Regions from separate parts of the Homo sapiens genome. Here region 2 is linked to region 1. Evidence: read pairs that join two places in POLR2A ChIA-PET (ENCODE). Cell type or tissue: HepG2. All regions are shown on one strand. Links, peaks and the distances in the headings refer to the core of each region. The heading gives the core; the rest is flanking DNA.

What was found. Peaks named below come from ENCODE experiments on the same cell type or tissue, not always from the same donor. Only the 100,000 strongest peaks of a DNase experiment are listed, where the experiment ranks them.
Region 2: POLR2A ChIA-PET joins it to region 1 with 10 read pairs; 2 of 35 experiments call an interaction of 5 or more read pairs at or near these places.

Annotation. Positions count from the first base shown.
Region 1 is chr11:16,980,745-16,988,737 of GRCh38, reverse strand. All of the region lies in intron 3 of PLEKHA7 (pleckstrin homology domain containing A7), which reads left to right. Among named protein-coding and RNA genes, the nearest start is that of PLEKHA7, 30 kb to the left of the region's middle. RefSeq lists enhancers at 1,834-2,283, 6,475-7,113. In HepG2, for the core only: no CTCF peak of the experiment used is centred there; a DNase peak (open chromatin) is centred at 3,227.
Region 2 is chr11:17,113,576-17,121,568 of GRCh38, reverse strand. PIK3C2A (phosphatidylinositol-4-phosphate 3-kinase catalytic subunit type 2 alpha) reads left to right here. Exons shown (of 33, transcript NM_002645.4): 16 at 1,595-1,783; 17 at 2,256-2,349; 18 at 2,830-2,924; 19 at 3,898-4,078; 20 at 7,104-7,208. It also overlaps the pseudogene RNU6-593P. Among named protein-coding and RNA genes, the nearest start is that of RPS13, 40 kb to the right of the region's middle. In HepG2, for the core only: no CTCF peak of the experiment used is centred there; no DNase peak of the experiment used is centred there.

The DNA of each region.
Region 1 (7,993 bases), core at 2,041-4,540:
GCGGTGGCTCATGCCCATAATCCCAGCACCTTGGGAGGCTGAGGTGGGTGGATGACCTGAGGTCAGGAGTTCGACCAGCCTGGCCAACATGGTGAAACCTTGTCTCTACTAAAAATACAAAAAATTAGCTGGGCATGGTGGTGGGTGCCTGTAATTCCAGCTACTTGAGAGGCTGAGGCAGGAGAATCGCTTGAACCCAGGAGGCAGAGGTTGCAGTGAGCTGAGATCACACCATTGCACTCCAGCCTGGGCAACAAGAGTGAAACTCTGTCTCAAAGAAAGGAAGAAAGGAAGAAAGAAGGAAGGAAAGAAGGAAAGAAGGAAGGAAGGCAGGAAGGCAGTGGAGAGTATGGAGTAAATGCCTTCTGCCATTCCTCTGCCCAGAGTTCCTGACTGTCCCTTGGCTGCTCTGGATGTGGCTCCCAGGGCAGCCCTAAGGAGAGGTTTAGATTGCATCTCTCTCCAAGCCCAGATCTTCTCAATAGGCTCAGCTTTGCATGTTCCCTCAGGTACGGTGGGAGGAACACAAAGTTAGAACCAGAATTAGGAGACCTGGGTTTGGATCCTGGCTTAGCCCCTTACAGCTGCCTGACCTGGGGCAAGACATTTGCCTTCTCTGTGAAAGGGGATCACATCAGTCCTTCCCCTGTAGGTGAGGTAGTGAGTAGGAAAGCACTTTGTTAAGGAGAGAGGGTACAGACACTGGTTATTAACAGGTGCAGTCAACTTCAGGGAGCCTGGCCTTCCACACACTGTCTGAGAAAACTTCACCCAGTGGTGGTGACCCAGGATCTGTGCCATGCCAGGTATTTTAGAGAATGAAATAGGTTTTGGCCCTAGGTTTGTCCAGAGCTCTCTGAAATATGTTATCAAATGAGTTTCCTGACAGTAGCAATGAGTAAAAGAATCCTCTGCCCTCAAGGCTAGTTGAGTGTAGGAGGCAGAAAGAGTTTGGGACAGGTGTTGAGAAGGGAGGGATCCAGGAAGCCTTCGTGGGGAAAGTGACATTTGAGTTGGGCCTAGACAGAGGCTTCATTATGCAGGAAAAGGAGCAGGCAAAGGTTACAGCAGAAGCAAAGAAGCAACTTGTTTAAAGGGGTGGGGTAAGGAGTTCCTGGGAGGCTGTTTTACATTCCCTTCATTTCTCAAATGAAGATGAGGTCCAGAGATGGGAAGTGGGTTTCCTAGCAGGGATAGGGTAAGCAAAGGTTAGAACCAATGCCCAGCACCTCACCTGGGGCTGTTTTCACCACGCCTCAAGGGTGCGTCTCTACTCGGAAGCCATTTCTCCTGGTTCTGCCTCCTGCCAGGCTGTTCTGTCTTAAGGAGGAAAAGGAGGGAGCAAAAGTTGTATTTACCAAAGGAGCTGGTTGGGCAGGTCTCCTTTCCGAGGTCAAAGTCAAGGCCAAGGTTGGCCTAGCTGGCTTCTGGGGGGCGGAGCCAGGCCTTGGCTGGCCACCAGGTCAGTGGGGGGTGTGGGGGATGGGAGGTCGGGGAGGCTTTTGGTTGGGAGGGAGTGATCACTGGTGGGGACTGAGGTTTTTCCAAGGCATTGCCCCTGTGAACAGTGGGCTGAAAAGATTACAGCCCACACATTCTTTCTCAGCAGATTAGGGCCATGGGAGATTATGGAATACACAGGAGGCTGTAGGAGGCCTGCAAATTTCCCATTTGGGGCAATTAATTTGATGGATTGTAAAACAGCTCACTGCTTCCTCTCCGCCTTCCCTGGGCTGGGTTGGGCTGGGCAGTAAGACTGGCTGGAGAATGTGGCTGGAAATGCCCTTGCCGGTGTTCTGCAGTACCTGCTTGGACCACCTTGTTAAAACCTTCTCTGGGCAGGGGCTCGGCCTGCCCCTTTCCTGCCTCCCTTCCTGGTACAAGGAAGATCATATAGTAGGTGCTACATAAAGCTATGCAGAGCTGATACTTATCTGATTGGGGCCTTTCCAGGATGTTGGTAGAGGTGGGGCTCATGGTGGAAGCTCTGGTTTATAGATGGGGAAGCTGAGCCCCAGCGGTGAAGTCACCTGCCCAAGGTTACTCAGGTTGTTGGTGACAGCTGGGACTCCAGCCAGGTTTCTCTACTCCTGGGCCAGGGCGTCTTCTCCCCACTTGTGTGCTCAAAGTGAAAGTGAAATAAATAGTGAGCAATTTTTATGGTTTCTCTCCCCTGACTTCCTCCTTGCCTCCAGCCAGTCAGTAGGGTCCCCACTTTGGTGACTGTGGGCAAGGTGTGACATGGTTCTGCTGGCATCTCCCCAGCAGCTTTGCAGCATTCCCAGGAGGGCTCTGGTGGGGCTGCACTTTTCTTATGTACTCAAAATGTGTCTGGGCTCATTCGATGCCTCCCTTCTCCATGGGGTCTTGCACCTGTGATTTGTAACAGATTCTTGTGATTAGTCCTTTCTCTGGTGCCTCCTAAAGACCCCACTGTCACCAACTCATATCTGCAGCGGTGCAGATGGTTCCGACTGGTTTTCTTGCCTCCATCCTGTTCTCCCTACAGGGGCCCAAATACCTCATCCTGATATGCTTCCTGATGAGGGCCTTCAGAGGTGTCCTGACTTGGGCTTCTCTTCCTGTGTCTGTGTCCTGTTAAAGCACACCATTCCCCTCTGGCCTGAACACACTCCACAACATCATAAGCTGTAGCACTCTCTTGCTTCTTTGTCTTTGCTTTTGTAGGAATGCCCCCTTCCATCCAGGTAATTCCTATGCATCCTTTAAGACTCAGGCATTACCTGGGAAGCCATCTGTGGCCACCCGCCATCAAGGGTTTGTGATATCCCTCCATTTGTGCTTTCATTCATTTAGTTAGCAGTGCTTTCATTCATTTGTTATGTACTGAGAAGCTTTTCTGAGCCTGACAGTGTTGTACTGAGGAGTACAGTAGTGAACAAAAGGAGGGTGCCTGTGGGCATGGAGCTTGCATGCTAGCATCCTCTCTTGCCACATATCACCTTAGTCTGTGTAATGTCTCTCTGTCTCTCCCTCATTAGCCTGTGAATTATCTTTATGTTTGATTGATTCACATATCTGTCCCCAGCACTCAGCACAGTATTAAGTAACAAGCACAGTGTTTCTTCAAGCAAGAAAACTTAAAATGTTAATGCGGAATGAACGGATGGATAAGTGGTTCCGCCTTCCCTGCCCCTCTTAGGCTGTCTAGCTGTTGTGTGTGGCTGTCCCCACCCCCACCCCAAGAGCTCTCTTGCCCCTTGCACTCTTGGCACTGCATTTGCTGCTCACGTGACTGTCCTGCTTCATGTTACACCTTTTTGTGTCTACATCTCTCTCACATTGTTGTAAATTTCTTCAAGGCAGGGTCCATTCTAGTTCAGTTTTGTGTATCTGGAATTTCTATACTTGATATTAGCCAAAAGGTTGAGAAGCAAGTGTACTTGGAATTTCTGCCTGTCCTCACATTCAGTAAAATGAACAGCAATTCACAAAGCAATGTGTAAAGAAATCAAAATGTAAGGACACAACTAGGTGCCTAGGAGTGGGTTGGTTTATTCATAAACGTGTAGTGGGCACCTGCATGCCAACCCTGGGCCAGGTGCTGGGCATTCTTAGATGAATGAGGCAGAGGCATCTGCCTCAAGGGCTTCTGAAGGCTTCCTTCCTTGAGGAAGAAGAACATGCAGACAGGGTGAGGAGGTGCCCAGCCCGCTGGCACCCAAGACACTTATGGTATAGGATATCCGGATCCTTCCTTTTGATGAAAGAAGATGCCATCACAGAGTTAAGGGGGCTGTCAGGCCTCAATTTTAATCCCACTTCTGTTGCTTGCCAGCTGTGTGACCTTGGACAAGTGAGTCAACTTTTCTGAGCTTCAGTTTCCACATCTATAGTCAGTAGCTAGTAAGAACATCTACCTTGTAGGGTCATTCATTCCTTTATTAAATGAATATTTATTGAGTGCCTACTTGGAGCCAGGCATTGTTCTAAATGCTGGGATGGGATAGTGAACAAAATCAATAAAGGTCTCTGCCCTCATGGAGCTTACGTATTAGCAGGAGAGAAAGAGAGCAAACGAAATGGTTAAAATATATAGTATCAGAGGATGGTAAGTGCTATGGAGAAAAATGAGCAGGAAAAGGAGACAGGAGGCCTGGGTGTGAGAGTGGAATGGTCAGAAGAGGCCTCTTTGTGGAGATGACATTTGGGTAGAGATCTGATCAAGCCATGTAGGGGCAGGACATGCCATGACGAGGAAACAGCAAGGAGGCCAGAGTGGATGGAGCTCAGGGAGTAGGAGTTGAGACTGGAGAGGTGCAGGCCCTTGACTTGAGCTTTCACCCTGAGTCAGCAGAGAATTCACTGGACGGCTTTGAACAATGGAAGGCTTTGAACAGAGGAGTGGCATGATCTGACTTTTGCTTTAGAATAAGGATAATTATTCTAAATATTTATTCTAAATATTCTAATTATTCTAAGTACTTATTCTAAATATTTTAATTATTTAGGATAATATTCTAAAATATACTTATTCTAAAGAAAAGTCAGATCATGCCATTCCTCTGTTAAATTATGGTTGTTGTACGTAGAATAGACTGATTAAAGATAATGTAGGTAGCATGTTTAACACAGTACCTGGTATGAAATAAGCCCTCATTAAATGGTAGTTTTGTTCTTCATGATAATATTATTTTAAAATTCTTTTTATTTTTTATTATTTTTTGAGATAGGGTCTCACTCTGTTGCCCAGGCTGCAGCCTCGACCTCCTGGGCTCAAGTGACCCTCTCACCTAAGCCTCCTGAGTAGCTGGGGCCACAGGTGTATGCCACCATGCCTGGCTAATTGTTAATTTTTTTTTGTAGAGACCGGGTCTTGCCATGTTGCCCAAGCTGGGGTAATATTATTAAAGATGGACCTGGGTGCCTTCTAGTCTTGGCCTGGGCCCTCATTCCACCTATCTTCTGCCCTTTTGGGAGCTACGGCATCCAGGGAGCCTTCTCCCTGAGGAGGACAGTGATGAGTATTGGACTTGGGAATGAGCAGGGAGAAGGTGACTGATTCTTTGGCTGTTCCTGCCTGGATCTTCTGTTTAGTAGTCATGGTGAGGCGTGGTGGTGCGGCAGTGGAGACAGGAGAAGAATCTTGGCCTCCACAAATCTAGACTGGGGAGCTCAACCTGCAGGCCAGAAGCTGCCAGTAAACGAGAAATGCCACATCAGCAGCCCTATGAATTCTGCTTTTCCTATCTGGTTGTTAGGGTTCCCAGGAGGGGCTACAGCTGTACCCCAGAGCTGCCCTCCTCCTCCCAGACTTCATGGTGGGCATCCCTCCTCACTACCTCCATCCCTGGAATCTCAGGCCTTTATGGAAAGGTCTCAAGCCTCTCACATGGTCTGATGTGGTTTGCCTATTCACCTGATATAGAGACTCCTTCGGCAGCAGTGCTGACCAAACTGCTTCTGCTCAATGACTTTGTATAACAGGGAGAGTTCACTACCTCACAAGGAAGCCCCTCCTGTAATTGTCACATTCTCATTGATAGGAAGTTCCATTTCAGGTTGAGCTGAAATCTTCTCTGCTCTGACTTCCCCCATTGCTTTTGGTTCTGAAATAAGAGTGAGTCAGTTATAGTCCTCTCCAACCTTCCCATCCCCTGTGCTACCTCCATGAAGCAAAGGTTTACTGGTGTCCCAAGAGGCTCTGTTCAGTTCTTGCTCTGTTACTCAGCCTGATCATCTGGTAGGAGGCCCAGGAAAGCTTAATAGAGCACATGATGCTTGAGTGGGCTCCTGAAGGGTGAGGGGTGAGCCAGGTCAGGAAGGGAAGAAAGGCCTTTGAGTCAGAAGGTAAGGCAGTGTCTCGAAATAGTGTGTGGAGTCCAGGAATCCTAGATAGTTCAGTATCTCTGGAGTAGTTGGGAGTTTCTCTCTCTCTCTCTCCCTCTCTCTCTCTGTCTCTCTTTCTCCGTGTGTGTGTGTGTGTGTGTGTGTGTAGGGGATAGTGAGGGAGGTGAAGTCTGAGAGGTAAGAGAGGTAGACCCAAGCTAAAGCATGGAGGGCCACCTGTGCCTGGGTCAGGTCGTGGACACAGGTGGCAGAGGTCAGAGAGCTGCACAGGAGGACGGGTTTTAGAACTGGTTTGTTTGGGGCTCCGGTACCACGGGTTTCACATTGGCCTAGAGCTGATGAATGGCTTTCTGAGCACCACTGACTCTGCTTCCTGCTTTCGTCTAGGGTTCCTGATTAAACCTGTCCTTGAGATCTCTGTAGAGTGGGACAGGGACAGTAAGCACTTTGAATGTGCTAGTCACCCTGGACATTCTGTTTCTGGGCTCAGCACTGGATGAGCCAGGCTTTCAGCCCCTGCACCCCTTTCCTGGGTTGGGGTGGGGGCCAGGTGCTGTAGCCAGGGGCAACTGGCTCGCCTCAAGCTTGCCTGTGTCCCAGAGGTGGCTGGACACACAGGTCTGTCTCTGCCCTGCAAGGTTTCTGATTTATGCAGGGAGCCTGCATTTGCCCTTGGCCAAATTCTTTGGGCATAAAGCTTTTGTAAAGGGGCTTGGGGCCCTTCCAGGGCATTAACAGTTTCTTTATGCCCCATTCAGATATCTATTTGTATCTGATTTTTATATATTTCCAAAGTACTTTCCCAGCTTCCTGGGGGAGACTTGTTCCCCCCAGCCTGGCCAGATCATTGGGAACCTTCTGGCAGACCTGCCTCACGCTGCTGGCATATGGAGTGTCCTCTCACCACCGTCTGTCCTTCCTGGTGTCTTGCATGCCGAAGGGCCGAGGGTGGAGTGGGGTTTTTTGTTTTGTTTTTAAATAAGGGCAACGTGGGTAAACAGAGCAGTGTTTCTGGTGCCTTCGGGGAGGGCCAGGACCCTGCATTCCGGCTCCATGACGACAGCCTGTTTGGTTGCCACTTGCTGGGCTGTGGGCAGCAGCAGTTCAGACGGAGACAATGGTGGCTCTGTTGAAATGCTGCTGCTGGGCTCTGGCAGAATGCATTTTAATTGGACATTCTCCACCCTGGAATCTGTGGGGATCTGGTGGCCCACTCCTCCTCATTCCTTCATTTTTCTCTTTGCAACTCAAGAGCCAAGTTATTGCAGCTCCTTCCCCGCCCCGCCCCCCAACCCCGTCTACTATTAGCAGCCTCTTGGGGGAAAATGGTGTTTCTAGCCAGGGCATGGTTTGCACTGGGCTGACTGGAAATAGTGAGAGAAAGGGAGAGGGTAGGGGGCTGGAGGGGCTGGGAGATATCCTGTGGCCTGTTCTGGAGCATCACTGAGGGGTGAAGAGCAGCAGGTGTTCCAGGAAGCTCTTCTCTTCCGTGGACCAGGGTGGTCAGGAACACTGGCTCTGAAGTCAGGCCAACTGGGTTGGAATCCTGGTGGTAGCACTGCCAGCTGAACCTCTCTGTGCCTCAGTTTTCTTATGTGTAAATTGGGGATAATACTAGTGTCTACTCGTAGAATCATTGTGAGAATTAAATTAACATATATGAAGTACTCAGGATAATCATACCTGCATGTAGTAAACACCTGATAAGAGCCTCCATCACTATATTTTGTCATTTTAATCTTATGTCCTGGTCATCGATATTCCATTCCTTGTAAGGGCCTCATCTGAGACTGCAGGAGGAACAGAGCAACACTCTTTCTAAAATGCACATTTGCTTTTGTCACTCCCTGTCCTAGACAGCCTCAGTGAGTCCCCATTGATCTCTCTGCATAAAGAGGAGGGACTTGTGTTTATTGAAGGTATCAAAGGCCTACTATGTGCTGAGTACTTGGTGTTCTTTTAGATTAGCTCCAAAGTAGACACTGATATGTGAGACCCTTCATCATTGGGCCGTATCTTGCTGGTTTGTTGTTGTTTTTGAGATGGAATTTTGCTCTTGTTGCCCAGGCTGGAGTGCAGTGGTGCCATCTTGGCTCACTGCAACCTCCGCCTCCCGGGTTCAAGCGATTCTCCTGCCTCAGCCTCCTGCTAATTTTTTTGTATTTTTAGTAGAGACGGGGTT
Region 2 (7,993 bases), core at 3,550-6,049, 130 kb before region 1:
GGAGAGCAATTTGGCAAAATCTACAAGGTTATAATGTGTATATTCTGTCCCAGCAGTGCCATTTGCAGTTATATAAAACTCTTTTATATTTGCTTATGGAGTCAAGAATATTCATTGCAGTACTTATTTGGATTATTGAAAAACTGTTCGGAGACTGGGCGTGGTGGCTCATGCCTGTACTCTTGACACTTTGGAAGGCTGAGGTGGGAGGATTGCTTGAGCCCAGGAGTTGGAGACCAACACTGACAATATAGTGAGACCCTGTCTCTACAAAAAAATTAAAAGTAGCCAGGCACAGTGTTGTGCATCTGTAGTCCTAGCGACTCAGGAGGCTGAGGTGGGAGAATTGCTTGAGCCCAGGAGGTCAAGGCTGCAGTGATCTATGATCTCATCACTGCACTGCAGCCTGGGCAACAGAGCAATACCCTGTCTCAAAAAAGAAAAGAAAAGAAAAGAAAAGAAAAATTGATTGGAAATGTCCATCAATAGGGATTAAATTAAGGTACATTTATCTGGTAGAGAACCATGTAACTATTAAAAATGAGATTGTAGGCTGAACGTGGTGGCTCACACCTGTAATCTCAGCACTTTGGGAGGCTGAGATGGTGGCACATGCCTGTAATCCCAGCTACTTGGGAGGCTGAGGCAGGAGAATCGCTTGAACCTGGGAGGCGGAGGTTGCAGTGAGCCAAGATCGTGCCACTGCATTCCAGCCTGGGTGACAGAGCGAGACTCCATCTCAAACAAAAATAAAATAAATAAAAATGAGATTATAGCTGTATGTACTAATTTTTAAAATAGGTTAGCTGAAGAAAACCAGGAGTAGAATAGTGTATATAGTGTATTACCACGAAAATAAAGGAAAAAAGAGGATCTACATATATCCGTGTGTGTGCCTCTGTATGAATAAACTCTCTAGAAGAGCATACAAGCTTAGGTGGTTGCCTCTTAGAAGGGGAATTAGAAGGAGAGAGATTTCACTGTATACCTTTTGCAGTGTTTGAATTTTTTCATTACTCCACATGAAATGAATAAATTTCAGTGCATGTATATGTATATATATATTTATATATATATGGATGGATAGTAAAATGGTGAAATATTTCATTCACGTAAACATTTGTGATTAAGCTTAAAACAATTAGGATCTTCAAAACAAGTCCTTTTCATTTGAACTGTATAAATATGTTCCAAAATTTTATAGTAGTATTTTTTTTTTCATAGCATTTGATTTTATTTGTACGAAATGGATGAAATCCTTGCTATCTCTTAGGGTGGGATCTGCTTTTTCAACTCTGATTTCTAGTGCCTGGCATCTAGTTAGAGCTCAATAAATTTTTATTATACTGAATTATCCTTCATTTTCCTAACTAAGCATCTTTTATCAAGACATAATCATTCCTTTCAGTTCCCGGATTAGCATTAATTACTGGCATTTGCCATACATTGCATTTTTCTATTCCAAATTAGTATTAATGATTTTATGAAGAAGTAGCTGTCCCAAATAAATAAATTTCTTCTTTGTATTTTTAATCATTGAGATTATATCATTATGTTATCACTGAGAAGTAATTTAATTCTATTATATATGCAGACTTTCTAAAGAAGATAAAGCTTTTTTATGGGAGAAACGTTATTATTGCTTCAAACACCCAAATTGTCTTCCTAAAATATTAGCAAGCGCCCCAAACTGGAAATGGGTTAATCTTGCCAAAACTTACTCATTGCTTCACCAGTGGCCTGCATTGTACCCACTAATTGCATTGGAACTTCTTGATTCAAAGTAAGTCAAATACATTTATTTGCTCTTGTTTTATTGTCAGTTTTTCCAGTAAGGTATGTTGCCAGAAGTATTTCCTTTCCTTTTAACATGAAAGCAATTCAATATAATCCAAATGTGTAAATGTATATTTATACAAACATATCTTCTGCATTGAAGTTGTCAATAAAGCATTGCATGTCCTTTAAAACTAGCCTAAAGGAAGGGTTAGGTTGTAAATTTTGAATAATTTATATTTTTATGATGTGGGCCAGAATTAATTTTCATAAACTTAAGATTCCTAAATAATCCCTAAATTGAATCTGTATAGCACAATAAGATTGTCTTCTTACAAAAAGAAGAAATACATTGCTTTTGAATAAAAGAGATATCTTAGTGTTCTTTGTCAGGACCAGATTGAGATTGTGTTTTCAAAAAATACAGCTTCACTGGAAAGAAATCACTGTCCAATCTTGGTTTTATGGTAATCTTCTAGATTTGCTGATCAGGAAGTAAGATCCCTAGCTGTGACCTGGATTGAGGCCATTAGTGATGATGAGCTAACAGATCTTCTTCCACAGTTTGTACAAGTGAGTTTTTTACTAGATTACCTCCCTTTATACTTTCACTCTAGTTTTTTATGGGAACTTGCTAAGGGATCCCCATTCTGTTTAGATTAAAAGTCGTTTTTTAGTGTGGGAACATTGAGGGGCATTGCATTTGGATTTAGTGTGAATTTTTTCCCCACTATTGTCATCTGCCCCATTTGAATATTGTATATAGGCACCTGTATTTTTAGTTTTCAGACTTTTTAGAACAAACCAGACTTGAGCTTTTCCTTGATTTTTCTTTACTGGTGAGTTCAACATAGCTAATGAATGTTACTCTATACTTTTGTGTTTGATTTAAATTAGTTTGGCATAGGTTAATTCATCTATTTAATTTTTATAAGTATCATCTTTCATCAGTAAGAGTAATACTTGCTTTATATAGTTTCTCTTTTGATAGTTTTATTGGAACAATTTAGTATGGGTTAGACCACTAATAATTCTTATTTTCTTTTACTGTAGGCTTTGAAATATGAAATTTACTTGAATAGTTCATTAGTGCAATTCCTTTTGTCCAGGGCATTGGGAAATATCCAGATAGCACACAATTTATATTGGTAAGATTTAAATTTTATTGATTACCGTATTTCCATTCCTAGAATTTATAGAAATGGCATACCCTGTAAGTCTAAATGGTATGCCACACTACTTATTGTGGATACAAGATATTTTATTGAAGGTATTATTTTAAAGGAGCTAAATTTACCCTCTAATGCAAAAATTTGAAAACCCTCATTGCAAAAATTTGGTGTCTTATAGCTCTGTAATAATGAATGGGTTTCGACTTGCTTATATAGCTTAAAATACATTTCTGGTTATCAAAAATTGAGGCCAAGCGTGGTGGCTCATGCTTGTAATCCCAGCACTTTGGGAGGCTGAAGCTAGTGGATCGCTTGATCTCAGGAGTTTAAGACCAGCCTAACAATCATGGTGAAACCTCATCTCTACCAAAAATATAAAAAATTAGCCGAACATGGTGGCATGTGCCTGTGGTCCCAGCTAGTTGGGATGCTGAGGTGGGAGGATTGCTCGAGCCTGGGAGGTGGAGGTTGCAGTGAGGCAAGGTCATGCCACTGGACTCCAGCCTGGGCAACAGAGCCAGACCTGGTCTCAAAAAAAAAAAAAGAAAAAAAAATTGAACTTGTTATTTTTCAGAGAGGTTCACCTAGTTCTTAGAAGTGACTAACATGGCCGGGCATGGTGGCTCACGCCTGTAATCCCAGCACTTTGGGAGGCCGAAGTGGGCGGATCACAAGGTCAGGAGATCGAGACCATCCTGGCTAACACAGTGAAACCCCATCTCTACTAAAAATACAAAAAATTAGCCGGGTGTGGTGGCGGGCGCCTATAGTCCCAGCTATTCGGGAGGCTGAGGCAGGAGAATGGCGTGAACCCGGGAGGCAGAGCTTGCAGTGAGCCGAGATGGCGCCACTGCACTCCAGCCTGGGTGACGAGTGAGGCTCCGTCTCAAAAAAAAAAAAAAAAAAAAAAAACCAAGACGTGACTAACATAAATATTTTGCTGTATTAGGCTTCTCAAAGATGCCCTGCATGATGTACAGTTTAGTACCCGATACGAACATGTTTTGGGTGCTCTCCTGTCAGTAGGAGGAAAACGACTTAGAGAAGAACTTCTAAAACAGACGAAACTTGTACAGCTTTTAGGAGGAGTAGCAGAAAAAGTAAGGCAGGCTAGTGGATCAGCCAGACAGGTATGTACCCATAAAAGGTAATATAAATGTGTTAATGTTAAAGGAAGGATCTTTATGGTGCTGACTAATTAAGTTGCTATTCTTTATTGGTAGACTCCCAGTAGAACTCTAACTATACCCATGCTATTTGGGGCAGATAAATTCAAAGATTGTTTAAAATATATAGGAACATATTTCACAACCTATTAAAATCAGTGATTTTCCCATGCTTATTTATTTCCATGCTTATTTATTCCTTTCTGATGAAAATTGTTTTCTTGAATTCCTTTACCTCCACTATCAAAGTCCACAGTATTTTCATCACACCAAAAAGAAAGCATGTCCCCATTTTCCCCTCCCAGCCACTAAACTGTTTTCTGTCAATATGGATACGTCTATACTTCTATATGGATATTCTGGACACTTCATGGACTTTTCTGTCTAGTTTCTTTCACTTAGCATAAAGTTTTCAGAGTTCATCTGTGTTCTAGCATGTGTACTACATGCCATTTTTGGTTGAATAATATTCCATTGTGTGGATATACCACATTTGGTTTAAACATTCATCAGTTGGTGGACATTTGGGTTGTTTCCACTTTTTGACTATTAATAATAATACTGCTGGCCAGGCGTGGTGGCTCATGCCTGTAATCCCAGCACTTTGGGAGGCCCAGGCGGGCAGATCACGAGGTCAGGAGATCGAGACCATCCTGGTTAACATGGTGAAACCCCGTCTCTACTAAAAATACAAAAAATTAGCCAGGCATGGTGGCGGGCGCCTGCAGTCCCAGCTGCTCGGGAGGCTGAGGCAGGAGAATGGCGTGAACCCGGGAGGCGGAGCTTGCAGTGAACCGAGATCGAGCCACTATACTCCAGCCTGGGCGACAGAGCAAGACTCTGTCTCAAAAAAAAAAAAAGAATACTGCTATGAATATTCATGTATAAATTTGTGTTTAAACAACTGTTTCCACTTAGGAATGGCAGAGCTAGGTCATATGGTAGTTCTGTGCTTAACTTTTTGGGGAATCATAGAATTATTGTCTGTAGCAGCTATATCACTTTACATTCCCACCAGCAATATAGAAGGGTTCCAGTTTCACCACATCCTCACCAACATTGTTTTTTTTCCTGTTTTTTGATTATGGCCATTCTAGTGGGTGTGAAGCAGTATCTCGTTGTGGTTTTGAGTTGAATTTCCCTAGTGACTAATGATATTGAGCACATTCTCATATGTTTATTGGCCATTTGTATTCTTTGGAGAAATATCTATTCAAAGTCCTTTGTCCATTTTAAATTGGAATGTCTTTTTTGTTGTTGAGTTGTAAGAGTTATTTATATATTTTGGATACTAGACCTTTATCACATACACTATTTGCAAATATTTTTTTCATTCTGCAGTTGTCTTTTTAATTCCTTAATAGTGTCCTTTAATATATTAATACAAAAATGTTTAAGTTTGATGAAGTCCAGTTTATCTATTTTTTTCTTTTGTGGCTCATGCTTTTAGTGTCATATCTAAGAATCCATCATTAAATCTAATGCCATAAAGATGTACACCTGTGTTTTCTTCTAAGCTTTTCTAGTTTTAGCTCTTATGTTTAGGTCTTTGATCCGTTGTGGTATGAAGTAGAGGCCCAACTTTATTCTTTTGAATGAGGTTATCCAGTTGTCTTAGCACCATTTGTTAAAGAGACCCCCTCCTTCCTCTTGAATGGTTTTGGCGTACTTGTCAAAAATCAGTTGACCCTGTGCTTGCTTCGGTAACACATATACTAAAATTGGAATGATACAGAGAAGATTAGCATGCCCCCTACACTACGATGACATGCAAATTCGTGAAGTGTTCTGTTAAAAATTTTTAAATAAAAAAGTTGACCACATATATGGGTTTTTTTCTAGACTCTCAATTCTATATCATATATGTCTATCCATATGCTATATTTGTTTTTTTTTTTTTTTTCCTTTTTTTCCTTGAGATGAGGTCTCTCTGTTGCCCAGGCTGGAGTGCAGTGGTGTGATCACAATTCACCACAGCCTCAGCCTCCTGGGCTCAAGTGATCTTCTCGCTTCAGCCTCCCAAGTAGCTGGGACCACAGGTGTTTGCCACCATGCCTGTCTTTTTTTTTTTTTTTTTTTTTTCTTGTAGGGACAGGGTTTTGCCATGTTTCCCAGGCTGGTCTTGAACTCCTGGGCTCAAGCAGTCCTCCCATTTTGGCCTCCCAAAGTCCTAGGATTATAGATATGAGCCATCCACCCAGCCTATACTTTTTTTAATTACCATAGTTTTATAGTAAGTTTTGAAATTGGACAATGTAAGTCCTCCTACTTTGTTCTTTTTCATTATTATTTTTGGCTATTCAGGGGACACTTGCAATTTCATATGAATTTTAGGAACCGTGTATCCATTGCTGCAAAAAGGCAGTTGGAATTTTGATAAGAATTATAGATTAATTTGGGGAAATATTACATACAATCTTAATTATAAACTATTACCTCTATATACATTGTTTACCTGTTTTCTCTTTACTAAACAATACTGCAATGAACTTTGGTTGGTGTGTACATTTTTATTTCTTTGCTAGTATTTCTTTCAGAAAATTCCTACAGGTGAAATAGCTGAGTCAAGAGCGACATGTATTTTTAGTTATAATAGTTGTTACATTGCTCTACAAAAGAAGCTACACCTGTGTACACCTCTCTCCCTACCAATAAGTTATGAAATCGTTTCCTAACACAGGATGTTGTTTTAAATTTTCATCTGATAGGTGAAAAACTGCATTCATTTTTGTTTGGCTTCTATTTCTTTGACTATTAGTGAGCTTTAACATTTTCGTATACATTGGTTGGCCAAATGTACCTTTGCCCACTATATTTATAGCCTTTGGCCATTCTAGTTTTATAGTAAAAATTAACTCTCTTTAGTAACAACCTTTTTTTCACCGTTTGACAACTGGGCATTTTATAAATTGTATCCACAGCATAACTTGTCTGAAAAATAGATCTTCATTTTCATTATGTACTTACAGTATCACATCTCTTTCTATAGGTTGTTCTCCAAAGAAGTATGGAACGAGTACAGTCCTTTTTTCAGAAAAATAAATGCCGTCTCCCTCTCAAGCCAAGTCTAGTGGCAAAAGAATTAAATATTAAGGTGACACATAAAATACTTATAAGTTCATATTACATTTGAAAATAATAGGAAGAAGGCAAATGGGCAGGTATGCTTAAGGCAAATGAAGGTAAAACCTGCACAGGTTGGTTATAAGCATGGATGGTTGTGATTAGGATCCATATTTATCTTAGCATATTTTTTTACCTAACCACCATTCCTGGGAAAAAAAAAGTATAAAATTATTTACTGCCTTGGGCTTCATTTTTTTAAATTGGTCTCACCTTTTTATTTATTTATTTATTTATTTATTTATTTATTTTTTGAGACAAAGTCTCACTCTTGCCCAAGCTGGAGTGCAGTGGTGCGATCTTGGCTCACTGCAACCTCCACCTCCCAAGTTCAAGCGATTCTCCTGCCTCATCCTCCTGAGTAGCTGGGACTACAGGCACACGCCACCATGCCCAGCTAATTTTTGTATTTTTAGTAGAGATGGGGTTTCACTTTGTTGACCAGGCTGGTCTTGAACTCCTGACCTCGTGATTCGCCCACCTCGGCCTCCCAAAATGCTGAGATTACAGGCATGAGCCACCATGCCTGGCCTTTTTTTTTTTTTTTTTTGAGATGGAGTCTTGCTCTGTCACTCAGGCTGGAATGCAATGGTGCAATCTCGGCTCATTGCGACCTCCGCCTCCCAGGTTCAAGTGATTCTCCTGCCTCAGCCTCCCAAGTAGCCGGGATTACAGGTGCCTGCCACCACGCCTGGCTAATATTTGTATGTTTAGTAGAGACGGGGTTTCGCCGTGTTGGCCAGGCTGGTCTCGAAC